Regions from separate parts of the Homo sapiens genome. Here region 1 is linked to region 2. The links are chromatin loops, found by intact Hi-C in ENCODE. Cell type or tissue: PC-9. All regions are shown on one strand. Each heading gives the region's core, and the rest is flanking DNA. Links, peaks and the distances in the headings are about the cores only. Region 1 has its middle 27 kb from the start of CRYBA1. Region 2 overlaps MYO18A (myosin XVIIIA).

What was found. Peaks named below come from ENCODE experiments on the same cell type or tissue, not always from the same donor. Only the 100,000 strongest peaks of a DNase experiment are listed, where the experiment ranks them.
Region 1: it touches region 2 in a loop (14-fold over the local background); 22 of 110 quality-filtered maps call a loop at or near these places.

Annotation. Positions count from the first base shown.
Region 1 is chr17:29,218,203-29,221,108 of GRCh38, reverse strand. No RefSeq gene overlaps it. Among named protein-coding and RNA genes, the nearest start is that of CRYBA1, 27 kb to the left of the region's middle. RefSeq lists a silencer at 1,409-1,498. In PC-9, for the core only: CTCF peaks have their summits at 1,317 and 1,531 (motif pointing right); a DNase peak (open chromatin) is centred at 1,528.
Region 2 is chr17:29,122,944-29,125,849 of GRCh38, reverse strand. The region is part of intron 2 of MYO18A (myosin XVIIIA); the gene reads left to right. Among named protein-coding and RNA genes, the nearest start is that of MYO18A, 56 kb to the left of the region's middle. In PC-9, for the core only: CTCF peaks have their summits at 1,396 and 1,596 (motif pointing left); DNase peaks (open chromatin) are centred at 729 and 1,609; H3K27ac peaks cover 1,172 bases.

The DNA of each region.
Region 1 (2,906 bases), core at 283-2,782, 95 kb before region 2:
TTTATGTTTTCTGGGTAACATATGTAAACATTTCTTTTGGGAATATACCTAAGAATAAATTGCTGGGCCATAAATATGTTCAGTTTTAGCAGACACTATCAAACAATTTTTCAAAGTTGTACTAGCTTGCAATCCCACCAACAGTGTGGAATAGTTTAGATGTCTATGCATCACATATTAGAGGATTCAAAACTGGAGGAAATCTTGTCTCTCAACTACAGTGGATCAAGAGTTTTTTCTTTTTTTTAGATGGGGTCTTGGTCTGTCACCCAGGCAGGAGTGGCTCACTGCTGCCTCCAACTACAGGGCTCAAGTGATCCTCCTGCGACAGCTTCCTGTATAGCTGGGACTACCGGTTCATGACACCATGTCTGGCTAATTTTTTTTTTATTTGGAGAGACAGGGGTCTCACTATGTTGTCTGGGCTAGTCTCCAACTCCTGGCCTCAAGTGATTCTCCCACCTTGGCTTCCCAAAGTGCTGGGATTACAGGAGTGAGCTACTGTGCCTGGCCTCAAGAATTATTCGTGTTCCTTTTTTTTTTTTTTTTGAGACGGAGTTTTGCTCTTGTTGCACAGGCTGGAGCGCAGTGGCGCGATCTCGGCTCACCGCAATGTCCACCTCCCGGGTTCAAGCGATTCTCCTGCCTCAGCCTCCCGAGTAGCTGGGATTGTAGGCGCGCACCACCACGCCCGGCTAATTTTTGTATTTTTAGTAGAGACAGGGTCTCGCCATGTTGGCCAGGCTGGTCTTGAACTCCCAACCTCAGTTGATCCACCCGCCTCGGCCTCCCAAAGTGCTGGGATTACAGGCGTGAGCCACCGCGCCCGGCCCATTTGTGTTCCTTTTTAAGGTGAATGAATTAAGGCTGGTGTTAGAACCCTGGTATATATAGTGTATACTTTATGGTATATAACTACAAAGTATTATATTTCAAAATACCTACAACTTTTTTGAACGTTTATCTTGTGCCAGGCACTAAGAGACCATTTCATCACACAAACCTTTGAGACAGGTGTTGTTATTATTCACATAGTTCAGGTGAAGCAGCTGCAGCTTAGAAAGATGAAATAACTGCTCCCGGGTCCCAGAGCCTGAAGTAACAGAGCTGGAACAGCCTGACTACAAAGCCTTGGAGCCCTGCAAATATACATGCTCCTGTGTTTCCTTCCCGAGGGTGGACTCAGCCTTTTTCAAAAAACTCTTTTTCAGCCTCCTAAAGACCTAAGATCAGAGCTATATGTTGCCAGATACGAATACTTAGACCAGGTGAAATTTGTCCAATTGCAGCTTGAAACTGATGCCTTTGTATCCACGGATGAAAATAGGTGAGCAGTCACCTTGAAAAATTCTGTCCCCAGAAGTCTTCTTTCTCTCCAATGTGCTGTGTATTACAATGGCTCAGTGCTGGCCCATAGTGGCACCTCAGTAATACTGGCTGAACGAAATTCTAGAAAAGTTCACAAATTTGTGCGGTTGACGGGACCCTGCTGGCTGTAGCGCCTAGCCTCTAATTTCTGACCACCAGGGGGCATACGTCCGTTTCCAGAGTACCCTTATTCCCAGCAGACTCCGGAAAGCGGGGTCCCTTGAGGACAGGGAGTCCCAAGGAAGGGAGGGATTGTGCCAGAAAACTCTGAATTGAGAAAAAAGGTACATTCGAACTGGGTTTTTTCAGAGAGTGGTCCGATAGCCACCAAACCATAATCACCTAGGGTGCATGGCTAAAATGCAAATTCCAGCTTGTTCACTTCAGGCCGAGAGAATCAGACTTTCTGAGGGTAGGGTATAGAAATCATATGTTAAGGCCTCCAGGCAATTCCCCCCCACGCTCATGGCTCTTTATTTGGACTACCTGTATTCAGTATTGTGTTAACTGTGTGACCTCAGGCAAGTCAATTAACCTAAGACTCAATATTGTCATATTAGGGGAACATAAAAACCTAACTCTCAGGTATGTTGTGAGTAATAAACGAATCAATCCATCTAGAGAGCTTAGAATGAAGCCCGGAAGGAAGCATATTAGCTCTTATACCTCTTAAGATATTATTATTATTATTATTATTATTATTATTATTATTATTATTTGGGACGGAGTCTTGCTCTGTCACCCAGGCTGGAGTGCAGTGGCACGATCTCGGCTCACTGCAAGCTCTGCCTCCCGGGTTCACGCCATTCTCCTGCCTCAGCCTCCCGAGTAGCTGGTACTACAGGCACCTGCCACCATGCCCGGCTAATTTTTTGTATTTTTAGTAGAGACGGGGTTTCACCATGTTAGCCAGGATGGTCTCGATCTCCTGACCTCATGATCTGCCCGCTTCGGCCTCCCAAAGTGCTGGGATTACAAGCGTGAGCCACCGCACCTGGCCTAATTTTTAATTTTTTTTGTAGAGATGGGGGTTCTTGTTATGCTGTCCAGGCTGGTCTTGAACCGCTGGGCTCAAATGATCCTCCTGCCTCAGCCTCCCAAAGTGTTGGGATTACAGGTGTAAGCCACCATGCGTGGCCAGCCTGGGCCTCAGTTTCTGCACATGTAAAATGAGGGAGTGGGACTAATTGGTCTGTGAGATCCCTTCCAGTGCTAATGTTTTATAAAAACTTCACAGGGGCCAGGTGCAGTGGCTCACACCTGTAATCCCCAGCACTTGTAGGAGGCAAAGTTGGGAAGATTGCTTGAGCTCAGGAGTTTGAGACCAACCTGGGCAACACAGCAAGATCCTGTCCCTACAAAAAATGTAAAAAATTAGGTGGGCATGGTGGCGGACATCTGTGGTTCCAGCTACGAGGGAGGCTAAGGCGGGAGGATCGCTTGAGCTTGGGAAGTCGAGGTTGCAGTGAGCCATGATTGCACCACTGCACTCCCACCTGGGCAACAGAGCAAGACCCTGTATCAGAAAACAAACAAAT
Region 2 (2,906 bases), core at 321-2,820:
CTTCCTGAGGCTGGCGGCAGGACCCTGTGTGTGTCTGTAGGCGCGCTGACCATGAAGATGGCTCCATGGCGGCCTGTGGGCCCTCATGTTGGGCTCTCTCTTAAAGAAATGAGAGAAGTGCTCTGGGGAGAGTGGTTCCTCCAGAGAGCCCAAAGTCCTGTGCATGTGGGAGGGCACCCCTCCTCGCTCAGGGCCCAGTCCCTTTCTCTGGCCACATTGTCCTGCCTCGAGGACATGTGTTGGTGTCAGGGCCTGGCGGGTGGTAAGGAAGGTTGCTGTCGCTATTTTTGGTGACCTGGCTCTCTAGACCCAGGTGGGGCCTGATAACTCCTTGCCGATTTCTAACAGGTAACATCCAAGTCCTGGTTGACTTGCCTTCCTCCCCAGAAAGGCTTTTCAGGGCTTTAAGTAACCAGAGAGGTCACGGCTGGCCACAGGGTTTGCCCACAGTGCCTTTGCTCTTGGGCAGCTGTCAAGTGGTCCCCAGGTTGGATCTAGATGGGGTCGGTGTGCCTGGCTGGCAGAGGTGGGAGTGCTATAGGGTACGTCGGGGTTGAGGAAGAGATTCTAGACTGCAAGCTGCTGGGAGCTGTGTTCTATGAGAGGTGCAGGGCGACAGCTCTGAACACAGCCCTTGGCCTAGGGAGTGGCACCCTTGGGCTGTGTTAGAAGGCAAGGAACAGCTCTGTGCTGGTGGCCACAGGGGAGCTAGGCTGAGAAATGCTCTGGAGATAAGGCAAGAGGCTGGCAGGGGGCCCAGGCCTTGGGTGTGGTGAGGTGGCCTGACCTGGTAGACACACAGAAGAGGGAGCCTGATTCAGAATAGACCGGATGGCCAGCCCAGGAGAGACTGCGGCCAGAGGCAGAGTGGCAGACTCCTGCCCGGGCCACCGGGAATGACTTAGAGGAGCATCTCCTCTGAGAGGCCTGATGGTCACTAGTGTCTCTTCACCTTCCTGGCCTCTCCTTGACTGGGTGCAGTTCACCTGCTCAGGCCAGGTCCCAGGTCCTGGCACCAAGCTCCCCCACCTTCACCCCGAGCCTTGGACAACTAGAGAGTGCCGGCCCACTTGACTCAGGAGCACTTGCTGAAGGGGGCGTGCCAGTGGTCTGCTTATCTTCACCCTTCTTCTCTCTCTCTCCTTTGCTTGCTGTCGGTAGCTGGACTCTGAGGCCGCCTCTCATGCCCACAGCCAGGTAGGGTGCTCTCCCCCCACTCAGGAGCCCTCCGCTCCCTCCAGTGACCACCTAGCCCCACTGGCCTGCACCTGGGCTGGCGTCTGTGCTCGGGCCTCCTGCTGGAGTGTAAGGCCTCTTTCCCCTCCAGGCTCCCACCCTGTGTCTGGGAGGACCCCAGCGGGAGGTAGTGCCGGGAGCTTGAGATGGTGCAGCTCTGTGTCAGGCCCCTGGGGAGCATCTAGACCGAGTGTCGCCCTTCAAGTTGGGCCCATGTGGCATGTGGTTCTCAGCCACTGGAGCCCAAGGGGGGCCTGGTTGAGTTCTAGGTGTTTCAACTCTGCTCACTCTGGAGAGAGAAAGCTGGAAAGGCAGAATCTCTGCCCTCTTCCCAGCCCATGCCTGAACGTGAGACATTCTCTGTCTCCACCTCCTGGCCAATGTGAGAAACCCATTTTCAGATGAGCTTTAAGGGAGTTAGTTACAGGCTATGATGTCACCTTATTCATCAGTCCCCAAATACCTGGCCCATAGAAGGTGTCTATTCAACATAAAGGTCTCCCCTGTCTTATGTGATTTGAGAAAAAATATATATATACAACATTGTAATGATTTTTTTTTTTTTTGAGATGGAGTCTCGCTCTGTCGCCCAGGCTGAACTGCAGTGGCGCAATCTCGGCTCACTGCAAGCTCCACCTCCTGGGTTCACGCCATTCTCCTGCCTCAGCCTCCCAAGTAGCTGGGACTACAGGTGCCCGCCACCATGCCCAGCTAATTTTTTGTATTTTTAGTGGAGACAGGGTTTCACTGTGTTAGCCAGGATGGTCTCGATCTCCTGACCTCGTGATCCACCCACCTCAGCCTCCCAAAGTGCTGTGATTACAGGTGTGAGCCACTGCACCTGGCCATGATTTTTATAGTTATAGTTCTTCAAATATAAAGAACTAGCCTTTTTAATGTCCTCACTTAACACACCAAAATGTGGCCAGCCACGTGGTGATCCTCCTATTCAGAGTTATTTCATGGGTCCATGAAACCCGGAGATCTGGGAGCCACTGGTGCAGCCCAGCCCTCCTACTCCAATCTGGGGAAGGGCCGTCCAGCACTGGAGGGATCTGTCTAAAGCCAGAAGCCAACCTGAGAGGAGAGCCCACGTCTCCTTTACTTTCAACTCCAAGAAATGTGACAAAGAACATACTTCTTATGTTTTCTTATCTTTTCCTGATTTCTCACCCAGGGGGTCAGGACCCAGCCAGTGTCCATGCCTGGGCCTCAGGTTTCAGGCTGACTGTGCCTCACAGCTGGGGCCCTCCGAGAGTGTAGGGGCTCGGGCTAACCTGAGGGTGGGTCCATGCCACTGGGGTGCCCATCCCCCACCCGGGGCACGGGATGACCTTGCTGCCATTTCGCCCACACACAACAAGAGGAGCCCGATGGGCCCTGGGTCCCTCGTCTGTTTCCCCAGCTCCCCCAGACACCGTTTCTTCCCAGTTCAAGTGTCCTTCTTAGAGGGTGCCAGGTTTGACAGCCCCACACCGTCAGTACCTATGAATGCTTATGTCTGAGTTGGTGACCTCCTGAGGCCTCTGGGGGCTTCTAGCCCCTTTACACCACTCCTGTGCCCATCTGTATAACGTGTAAGCCTCTCCCTGTGTTTGACAGGGCAGGGCTGCCCCTACCCCCATATCTCTGGCCGCACTGCCTCGTGCCTTTGTATGGCATTAGCGTGT